Linked DNA regions of Mus musculus: all the other regions are linked to region 1. Evidence: chromatin loops called from intact Hi-C (ENCODE). Cell type or tissue: heart. All regions are shown on one strand. Region 1 overlaps Ist1 (increased sodium tolerance 1 homolog (yeast)). Region 2 holds the start of Dhodh (dihydroorotate dehydrogenase). Region 3 holds the start of Pkd1l3 (polycystic kidney disease 1 like 3). Region 4 holds the start of Cmtr2 (cap methyltransferase 2).

Region 1 (2,500 bases):
CCTTAGACCTAAGCATCTTTGTCTCCCTCTTCCATCTACGTCCCGCTTTTACGGAACCCCAGCGTTAGTCTGTAGGACCGTGAGGACAAGCCGTCCGCGCCGTGTCAGCGGGGGAAGCCCTGGCAGTCGGGGTCAGGCCTGAGGTCGGGCTCCGGCCGTGGGAGGAGGTGGGACCGCCTAGACAGGTGCTGGCGTCGCTGTTGCCCCCGGCATGAGCCGGGCACTGAGGAGACACCCCTCTGCAGTGCGGTCGGGTCGGGACCCTGAGGGAGGCCTTGTCCCCACCGCCGCGGTTGCTGCGGGGTGAGTCAGACCAGGAGAGCCCGAGGGAGCGCTCCTCTTCCGGGTCCTGGGGTCAGGCGTGGCCCTCAGGACCTTGAACTTGAGCTAGGATGCGGACCGGACCAGGGCTGCGGCCGACTGATGTCAGGGGGAGGCTACGGGGGCTTATTGTGTACAGTCTGTTGTTGTTGAATGGCTCCCGGGAGGAGACTGTCATTTCTTTTGTTGTGCCTTCTTGGTGTTTGTTCTGGTTTTGTTTGTTTTTGTTTTTGTTTTTGTTTTTTTGTTCTTACGAGAACAAAACAGTATAATCCCTCCATCAAACAATCAACCTGTGTTTCATTGTTTCAGTCAGACTTTTCCATTTCCATATGCATGTCTTTTTCCAGCTTAGTAAAATATTAGTCGGTACATTTGTTAACATCTCACACCCTTCAAGGTTTTTTGACCTTCGTGGGGGAACTTCACCGCATCCTTGTGTTTAAGTCACGCGGCTTCTTAACATTTTCACTTGATAAAAACAATGCTTTCTTCCCCTGATTACTTTCGTAGCCTTTCTCTTTTTCTTCTTGTGCCTCTGGTTTCTAACAAGACCCGAGCCTCTAGAGTCCTTAAGTAGACTCTGATCCACTTAATTTAGGCTCTAATCGGGATCAGGTCCCAATTATATGTAACCTTTTGTGGTTTAAAGTGCCAACACTTCCCAAAACGAAGTGTAGTCTATGAAAATTATTTCATGTGGAACCCTTAAATTACTGATAACGAGGTTTCCTTTTTTTTTTCTTTAAATATTTATTTTATGTGTATGGTGTTTTGCCTAGACCCTTTATCTAGGGTCCCAGGCATATCTGCATCATGAGTGTGCTTGGTGCCTGTGGAGTTCAAAGAGGGTTTCAGATCCCCTGGAACTAGAGTTATTGGGCCGTTGTGAGCCACCGTGGGGGTGTTGAGAATTGAACCCAGGTCCTCTGCAAGTAAGCACCAGGTAGGCTAGGAGCTGGATTGAATGACGAGGAGGAAGGCTCATGTGGTGGCTAGGCATTTAGAGGCCCTTGTGGCCAAGCCTGGTATAAGTTGATCCTTGGTACTTGCATGAAAGAGTACCCACAACTGTTCCACGCTTGTACTGTGGCCCTTGCAAATGCATATGCACACGTGCACACACACACATCAAAGTTTGAAATTCCTTCTTCCTTAAGTTGGCACTCTCAACTGTTTGCTTCACAAACTCATTAGTAGCCAGTACCACAGTTGTTATTTTTCTGGTGTTCTGCCTGCTAGATTGATGAATTGCCAAAGGGGTATATTGAGGTTTCTAACTATAACTAGATTGTCGTATTTCTTTTTGCTGCATGTCAGTTTTTGTTTCATGTGTTTTGCATCTTTTCTCATGAGAGGCATTCAGAGTTACAGTTGTGTTTTCTTGGTGAACTCACCTATTTAGATGGCATGCTCTTCCTGTTAACAGTAATTAGTTGGTTCTTTTTTCATCTGGATACTATTGGGACAGGTTTGTTGTGTAGTCTAGGCTGGGTTACACTCATGATCCTCCTGCCTGTGTCTCTCATGCTGGGAACCACCTATGCACTAGTAGCCTTCTCTTTTATGTATATGCATGTTTTCCTGCATGTTCGTCCATATCACATGTATGTATGGTGCCCTCATAGGCCAAAAAGAAGGCATCAGATTTCCACCTCATCCCCTGTGGGGGAGTGGAGTTAACTGCAGTTGTGAGCCACCATGTAGGTGCAGGGAATACAGGGTCATGTGGAAGAGCAGCCCGTGAATGCTCTTGACTGACCATCAAGAGCCATCTCTTTACTGCCCCGGATCACCATTCTTGACATCACCAGCTGGTTGTTGTTGTTGCTGCTGCTGCTGCTGCTGCTGTTTTTAAGACAGAGTCTCATTATATAGCCCAGGCTGATATAGAACTTGCTATGTAAACTGGACTGGCTTCAAAGTCAGACCTCCCCAGCCTCTGCTTCCCAACTACTGGTATTAAATTCCTTTGCTACCAGGTCTGGCTAATCATCTGTCTTTTAATGGTATTTTTTCCACTCACATTAGTTACATAACTCGCTGTGTATTTGGACATCTGTTTACCTTCTGTTTGGTCATTTTCTCACTGCTCTTACTGCTGTGCTCCCTCTGGTTACTTGGTCACTTGTAGTTTTCCAGTGTGTTTTAAAGCAGAGATGGCTAAAGGGTGAAGTGG
Region 2 (2,500 bases), 83 kb after region 1:
GTCCCTAAATAATCCAAGCTGGCATATGACCGAGGTACCTGTATATCTATGTTTTTTGGAGCAATATTCACAACAGCCAGTTTATGGAAGCAGTAACAGACAAACAGATCAAGATAATGATATATATGATACATATATGGTATGGAACAACATTCAACCATTAGAAAGAATAAAATGAGGTAATTTACAGGAAAATGTATGGGACTGGAGATCATGTTACATGAAGCAAGCCAATCTCAGACTGCTAAATATGCTTTTTTTCTTGTATGCAGGATACAGACCTTAAAAGGACTTATTTTTAGAATTTATGTGTACACACACACACATCTACCTGTTGGTATGGGAAAACCAGTACAGTGCCCCAGAAGAAATGTGGTCCTGGAGTTACAGGCAGTTGTGAGCTACCTGATGTGGGTGCTGGAAACGGAACTTGGGTCCTCGCCAAGAACATCAAGTGCTAACAGCTGAGCTATCTCTCCAGCCTCCTGTAACCTGACCCAAATTATGACCTAAAGTGGGGAAGTATTATTCCAGAAAAGGAAGGGGACCAGTGGGAAGGGGGACAATAGGATACAAACATAAGGTTAAGGGCCAGAGTACGTGGGTCCAATCATCTGTAACTACCGTTCCAGAGGATTCAATGCCCTCCTCTGGCCTCTGTAAACGCTTGGCACAGAGGCACTTGAGTGCTGAGGCAGGATTGGTTTTTAGAAAAACCTGGCCTACACCATAAGATTATCTTAAAAATAAAACCATATTTACTTATCAACACCTCAGAGTTTACTTTTAAAACCAGTGGGTAAATTTTTGTGTGTTTGCATGAGTGTACTTTTTTTTTCCTTCTCCCTGTAGAGACAGGGTTTCTCCATGTTGTAGCCTAGGCTCTCCTGGAACTCATTCTGTAGACCAGGCTGGCCTCAAACTCACAGAGATATGCTTGCCTTTGCCTGCCAAGCGCTGGGATTAAAGGCCGGCGCCACCACTGCCCTGATAAAACAGAATTCTTAGGATTTCTGTTTCAGAAAGGGGGCTATGAAAGCCATACCGCAGCACCGGCATAAAGACAACCGTGCGGAACCTTCGGGCTGCATCGCCCTTTGTTTCCTTCCCAGGGACAGGGAAGCATTAGGGTAGTGCGCACTACCGGGCGCTGGGGTTGGTCTGCAGATTTCGGAAGCGTCTGCTCCCCACTCGAGACTTCCGGAAGCCTCCTCCTCACGGTTGCACCGAAGGAAGGGTGCGCGACTTCAGAGCAGCGTCCCTTAGGAGGCGCGACAGCGACAAGACAGAAAGTAGGCACGTCCCGCCACGGAGCCTGACTCCGGGCAGAGCGCACGCGTTCGGCTGTCCAATCAACGTCTAGGGGCGGGCCGGCTGGTGGGGCTTGGGAGATAGGTGGAGCCGAGCCCACATTCTCCAATGGGATGCAGGCAGAGGCGGGCTTAATGGCAGAAGGAGCATGGCGTGGAGACAGCTGAGAGTGAGTCCTGCGCGGGGAAGCTCATTCGTGGTGTGGATAACCGGCAGGGAGGGGGATGAGGCTGGGAAACTGAAAGGCTGGGACCCTTGAAGTGTGACCTGCACGTGCACAGCTAAGGGCATGCAAAAAGCAAGCGTATGTGGGCAGAGGCTAGGCTGAACCTGAGAGATACGCGGGCATTTTTTTTTTTTTTAAATTGATCCAAGTATCGGGCCTTTGTGAGGACACGATCGCCTACGCTCCAAGGAGGGATGAAATAAGACATAAGGCCACCCTTTTGGATCAAGTGTGGTCAGAATGGAAGTTCCATGTGAAGAGTTCTTAGTTGTGACCCTGGTCTGGAAAAAGGGCACAGATACTGGTGCTTGACTTGAGGAATTTCTGCAAACTCCCCGAGGAGGGAGAATGAATACTTGGTTTGTGTTGCAGGCAAATCTGATCATATCTGCTACTTCCTTGTTTAGTGGACAAATCCCATTAAAAAAAAAAAAAAAAGTGTAGGCGCGCGCGCACGTGCGTGTGTGCACACGTGAGTGCAGATACCCTCTGAGACCAGAGGGTTTTGGATCCTCTAGAGCTCCAGTTGTGAGCCGCCTGACATGGGAGCTGGAACCGAACTCAGTTCCTCTGGCAGAGCAGCACGTGCACTTAAACCAAATCTGTTAGCCAAATGTTGGCTGACGCCTCTCTTCTTTTCTCCTGTTTCATTTAAAGCAGTGTTTTCCTTTTAGTTCCAAGCAGCCGTCTATCCCTCCCCCATGCCTTGGCCCCTCTCATTGGCCTCATCCACCTAGAGATCTCTTCTCCAGCTGCTATCTCCTCTTTAGCTTGTGTCTAACCTTTGAAAGTCAGCTTTTACTCGCTTCCTCAAGATCCTTCCATGATTTATCCCTTCATGTCACTTGTCATGGCTCTATGTTTATGTGGCCATTAGTTTGTCTCTTGGGTTACACTCTCCTGAAGAACAGGTTTGCTTGCCTTTGGTGAAGGATCGAATGAGTGCATTAGCCACATAGCATC
Region 3 (2,500 bases), 77 kb after region 1:
TAGGTGAGATGGGAGGTGAAGGAAGGAGGATCCCAGAGACCTGTGGGACCTGGGGTACACTGTGGCGGACAACAAAAGAGACCTTGCCCCAAACAAGGTGGAAGGTGAGGAGAAACATCGGAGTTTGATACTCGGCCTCCACACACGGTGGCACTAAAGCACATATATGCCCAACTTGTCTGGCTTCCAGCAAATGAAAAGTTACGACTTCTCCCTGAGTATTATAGATTACTCTTCAATATTTAGATATTTTAATCATAGATCTTAGAATTAATTACCTAGACATTAGGGAGACATGATGATATAATAATTTCTTGTTTTTTTTTCTTTTTGCTAAAATTGCAAGATTATGGTACTCGATTTTGTAAAAAAAACAATAAAGAGGTAATTTCTCTCCTAGCTTCTGTTTTAGGAAATCTGGAGGCAAAGATAACAAAGAAAGTCACTGTAAGAGTTTTTTTCTCTTTAGAATCTTGTATAATAGCAACTATTTGTATACCTGGAAAGCCAACATTCAAAAGGCTTTCCTCTTCATTCAACATTCAACACTTAAGGGGGGGGTGCGTGGTGGGGGGATTGAGAGTTTGAGACCAGTTTGTGCTGAATACCAAGTTTCAGGACATCTTGCACTATAAAGCAAAACTGTCACAATATAAAACAAAACAACAAAAATTCCAGATACCCCAAATCAAATAAAGCAAAATAACACCATACATGAAGACTCAGGAATTAAGTTTTAGACAGGCTCTGACAAAAAGCTCATTGCCACCGGTCAATGATGGTGCACACCTTTAATCCCAGCACTCAGGAGGCACAGGCAGGAGGATCTCTGTGAGTTCAAGGCCTGGAACGTGATCTACAGAGCACATTCCAGGACAGCCAAGGCTACACAGACAGACCCTGTCTCAGGGGGGGAAAAAGTACATTGCCATTGCTATGGAGACAAATGTTGGCCGAGACACAAAAGTGGAAAGCGTATGGAGAGAGATTGATGGTCAAACTAACCCTTTTTCTGATTATAAAAGCTGAAAGGGGGCTGGAGAGATGGCTCAGAAGTTAAAAGCACTGGCTGCTCTTTCAGAGGTCCCGAGTTCAATTCTCAGCAACCACATGGACACTCACAACCATCTGTAATCGATCTGATGCCCTCTTCTGGCAAGCAGGTAGATGTGCAGATAAAGCACTCATACGTAAAATAAATAAATCTCAAAAAGGGAAAAAACAATACCTTAAAATGTAATCTGAAAAAAAAAAAAAAAAAGTGGAAAGGCCAAAGATGACTTTCTTCCACCCTAGAACACAGCCCAAGAAAGCTTTTCCCCTCAACATTCAACACGAGAGCCCTACCTGTCTGATTTATCCCTGGATGCGATCCGGGCAGCGTCAGGTTTCCCCTGACCCACCACACTGTTTCTTCATTCAGGAAGCTTTTTAGGAAACCCCGAAGCTTGGGGTTCCACGTGTGGGCTAGGCGTCCTCTCTGGGCGTGGCAGTAGTTATCTGCTTCCTGGAAGTCACAGAAAAGTCTGTTAAGCTGATAGCAGCTGTTTCCCCCATGTTGCTCCCGGATGCTTGGTTTACGTCCCAAAATATCACCCAGAATGACACCGATTCTAATGTACAGCCAGAGCCAGGACCGCCTCTGCAAGAGCATTTTTCTCTCTGTGCCGAGTGAGAAGAGAGAAGATGTACGGAGGCTCGAGTGAGAAGAGAGATGTACGGAGGCTCGAGTGAGAAGAGAGAAGATGTACGGAGGCTTGGCAGCTGCCTGGGCTTTTAAATAGGACTCAGTGAGTTTGTCAGAATCGTCCGTATTGTTCTTTTGTGGGTTGGGAACAACCTGCCAAGGAGATAAAGGTTTTGTTTTGTTTAGGGAAGCTATTTCTCACCGGCTGCAAATGAATAGCAAACGGGGCTTTACAGTCGGGGGCACCAATGTCTCCATCTGTGTCTACACGCCCAGATGTATCTTTAGCAAATAAAGACCCATTATGACGCCAAAGCTACCTGCAAGCAGGGAGAGGTTGGTGGATATCGAAACCAGTGTTACTAGACTTGGCGAGCTTAGTTCTTAAAGCATGGGCTCTAACACAGAACCTTATGCACTCTATACAAGCACCCTAGCAATGAGGTATGTGTCCAGAAAAATGGATACTTTTTTATGAAAAGGAAAACTTTCTTTTGTTGTTGTTATTTTCAAGACAGGGTCTCACTATGTATCCCTAGCTGTCCTGGAACTCACTATGTAGACCAGGCTGGACTTGAACTCAGAGAGATCCACTTGCCTCAGCCTCTTGAGTGTTGGTATTAAAAGTCTATCTATCTATCTATCTATCTATCTATCTATACACACACACATATATACATACACACACACACACACACACACACACACACACACACATATATATATATATATATATATATATATATATATATATCCTCTTTTTTATCTATTCATCTGTCATCTGTTTACAGGCACCTGAGCCACTGCTGTAGC
Region 4 (2,500 bases), 530 kb before region 1:
CGAGTCCCACGTGAGTAGAGATTTACTGTCACAAACAGCAACATCATTTAACAGTTAGAAACTGTATTTAGAAAAGCTCTTAGGGGGAGGCAAAAGCAGGGCATTTCTGCACGCACAAAAACTCTACGTAAGAGCAAACAGAAAATTTACTACAATGAGCTCATCTGTCTTGATCCACGCTGTGCTTACTGGGAACCGCAGCTACATTTAGACCTCCAATACATTCTATTTTGGGGGGAAAAAAAAAGTCTACTTTTAGTCATTAACTTCACATACTAATTAGTGGCTGTGGTTAAGCTGTGAAATCTTACCGAAATTAAGTGGATAATTGCCTTCACTTGCAAACAACTAAAAGGATTCAAACGCTCCAAGGTTCCTGACTGTACTTGAGCCTTGCTGCCAACTCATTCTTAATATTACCGCCCCCTTATCCATTCCACTCCAGCCACACAAGCCTGCTGTTCACTGAAGACCCAGGCCACACCACGTTGGAACACTTTGCTCAATACTAAGAGGCAAGCTCTACCTGGGCTTTACTCCCCCAAGTATCTATCTAGCTAATCCCCTCAGCTCCTCCTGGTATTTGCTGGAAGGCACTTTACTCTGTGAAGCCTATCCTAACACACTTATTTTGAAATTGCATCTCGGGCTCCCCATGGCCCTTACCTCACTTTCTCCCACGGCATTCATGTTTATCACTTATTTCTTTTCCCCTGTGTTCTGTTTGTGACTTGTCGTTCTCAACTTCCTCAAACCAGAATGTAAGCTCCGCACTTCTGCAGGACAGTTATCTTTTATTTTGCTCACTTACATGCCACCCCAAAAGGTTCCAACAGTGGCTGGTGGGCACTTAAGTACACTAACATTAACTGGATAAATGGACGAATATTACACTTAGCCCAAAAGACAAAGCTCTGAACAGAATAATGCATTTCAATTTCACCCTAGCATTTCAATGTACGACTTAAAAACAAAAAAAATTTCAATTAAATGCATAAAATTTTTTTTCAACTAAATGCATGCCGTTTCCAAAGTGCATGTGAGGCTGATGAGTATCAACTGTATTATTTTGCAGGCTCCAAGTGGAAGACAGGAAGCTTCCTGTCCAAAGCCACAAGGAAATGATTATAAAATTTGTAAGTCCAACACCAAAGCCTTTAAGTTCTCAACAGCTGTCAGGTCTAAGTGAGCATAGGGAGTGTTAGCAATGGTCCCGCCAACTTTTCCTAGGAAATAAAAACACTGGGGCATGTGCAGTGCTCACACTGGGTCCTGGGACAGCCACCTCTCAAACACTCATTTGAGCAGCCCCGCCCCTTGCCCGCAGCGAACCGTCCGGGAACTGTCACTCACCGAGAAGCCGGGTCCGCATTCCTTCAGCCCACGCCCACCAGAGCCCCTCGAGCAGGAGCAGAGTAGCACCGCACACGCGGTCCTCACTCTAACGAGCCACCTGCCACTTCCGCTCCCGGGAACAGCTTCCGGGGGTGGCGTCTCCTCTGCGTACTTGGCAACCGGGTCGCGGACAAAGAGGAGGGAGCGCCTGGAAGACCGCCCGGACCTGCGCACGCGCAACTGGAGCCAGATCCTCCTCCAGACCACGCCCCCACCGGCTGCGAGGCTCTGACAGCCACACTGCACAGGCGCCTTCCGGGAGGCCTATCGTCACGCGCATCGACGTCACTCGGGAGGGTGGCAACTCCTGGAGCTGAGCTCTGGTGCGGAGAAACTTGTCCGTCTCAGCGGGTCGCCATGGCAACGGAACTGGGCTTTGGTACCCGAAGGTTTACCCTGGATAGATAGATGCTAGTTCCTAGGAGAGACTGCATTAAAATTGAAGCTCAATGGATAACTTGAGTGCAAAACCAAATTAAAGAAACGGAAGTATCATCACTTGGTGTGTTTACATATTAATAAACCAAGGAAAAAGAAAACCACCCGGTGTAGTGCCACAAGCCTTTGATCCCAGCTCTCATGAGCCAGAGGGAAACAGATCTCTGAGTTCTAAGTCACTCTGGTCTACATAGAGAGTTCCATGTCAGCCAGGGATACCAGAGGATGGACTCTCAGGCCTGGGACTCTCTAGTTAGGTTAGACTGTCCAGCTAGTCACTGGTATCCACCTGTCTCCACCTCCCCAGCTGTGGGGTAGCCACAGCTGCTGTGCGTTTATAAGTGTAACAGCCATCCTTTTTAGAGGAAAGCGCTTCACAGCACTTCCCTCATCCTCTCGCTCTCCCACTCTTTTCACCCACTCTTCTGCACTCCCCTTCCCTGAGCAGGTGTTATGTAGATGGCCTGTCTATGGCTGAGCTGTCAGTCACTTCTCAGAACTTTGACAGAGATGAGGGAAGAGCACCGTATTCAGAAGGCAGTTTGGCAACTTGACCATTTAGAGAAAAAAAAAAAAATCAGTGGACTCTCCCTTAGAGCCCACGATTTGTTAGTTATGGGTTTGGGCCATAACTAATACAAGGCATGAATTCCTCTTGTGGAGCAGG

Evidence for each region. A loop is a pair of places that touch in the nucleus more often than their neighbours do. Peaks named below come from ENCODE experiments on the same cell type or tissue, not always from the same donor. Only the 100,000 strongest peaks of a DNase experiment are listed, where the experiment ranks them.
Region 2: a loop joins it to region 1, with 3 times the contacts of the local background. A loop is called at or near these places in 17 of 42 quality-filtered maps.
Region 3: it touches region 1 in a loop (2.4-fold over the local background); 17 of 42 quality-filtered maps call a loop at or near these places.
Region 4: a loop joins it to region 1, with 5 times the contacts of the local background. A loop is called at or near these places in 2 of 42 quality-filtered maps.

What each region holds. Positions count from the first base shown.
Region 1 is chr8:109,690,671-109,693,170 of GRCm38, reverse strand. The region is part of intron 1 of Ist1 (increased sodium tolerance 1 homolog (yeast)); the gene reads left to right. Among named protein-coding and RNA genes, the nearest start is that of Ist1, 1.4 kb to the left of the region's middle. In heart, a CTCF peak has its summit at 1,341; no DNase peak of the experiment used is centred here; H3K4me3 peaks cover 1,597 bases; H3K27ac peaks cover 1,029 bases.
Region 2 is chr8:109,607,332-109,609,831 of GRCm38, reverse strand. Dhodh (dihydroorotate dehydrogenase) reads left to right here and starts at 1,159. Exons shown (of 9, transcript NM_020046.3): 1 at 1,159-1,480. The coding sequence starts at 1,460. In heart, a CTCF peak has its summit at 1,233; a DNase peak (open chromatin) is centred at 1,301; H3K4me3 peaks cover 2,290 bases; H3K27ac peaks cover 2,233 bases.
Region 3 is chr8:109,613,671-109,616,170 of GRCm38, reverse strand. It overlaps Pkd1l3 (polycystic kidney disease 1 like 3), which reads right to left and starts at 1,937. Exons shown (of 33, transcript NM_001286454.2): 1 at 1,348-1,937. The coding sequence starts at 1,654. In heart, a CTCF peak has its summit at 1,174 (motif pointing left); no DNase peak of the experiment used is centred here; H3K4me3 peaks cover 538 bases.
Region 4 is chr8:110,216,940-110,219,439 of GRCm38, reverse strand. It overlaps Cmtr2 (cap methyltransferase 2), which reads right to left and starts at 1,480. Exons shown (of 2, transcript NM_146215.4): 1 at 1,354-1,480. In heart, no CTCF peak of the experiment used is centred here; DNase peaks (open chromatin) are centred at 1,559 and 2,099; H3K4me3 peaks cover 1,640 bases; H3K27ac peaks cover 1,021 bases.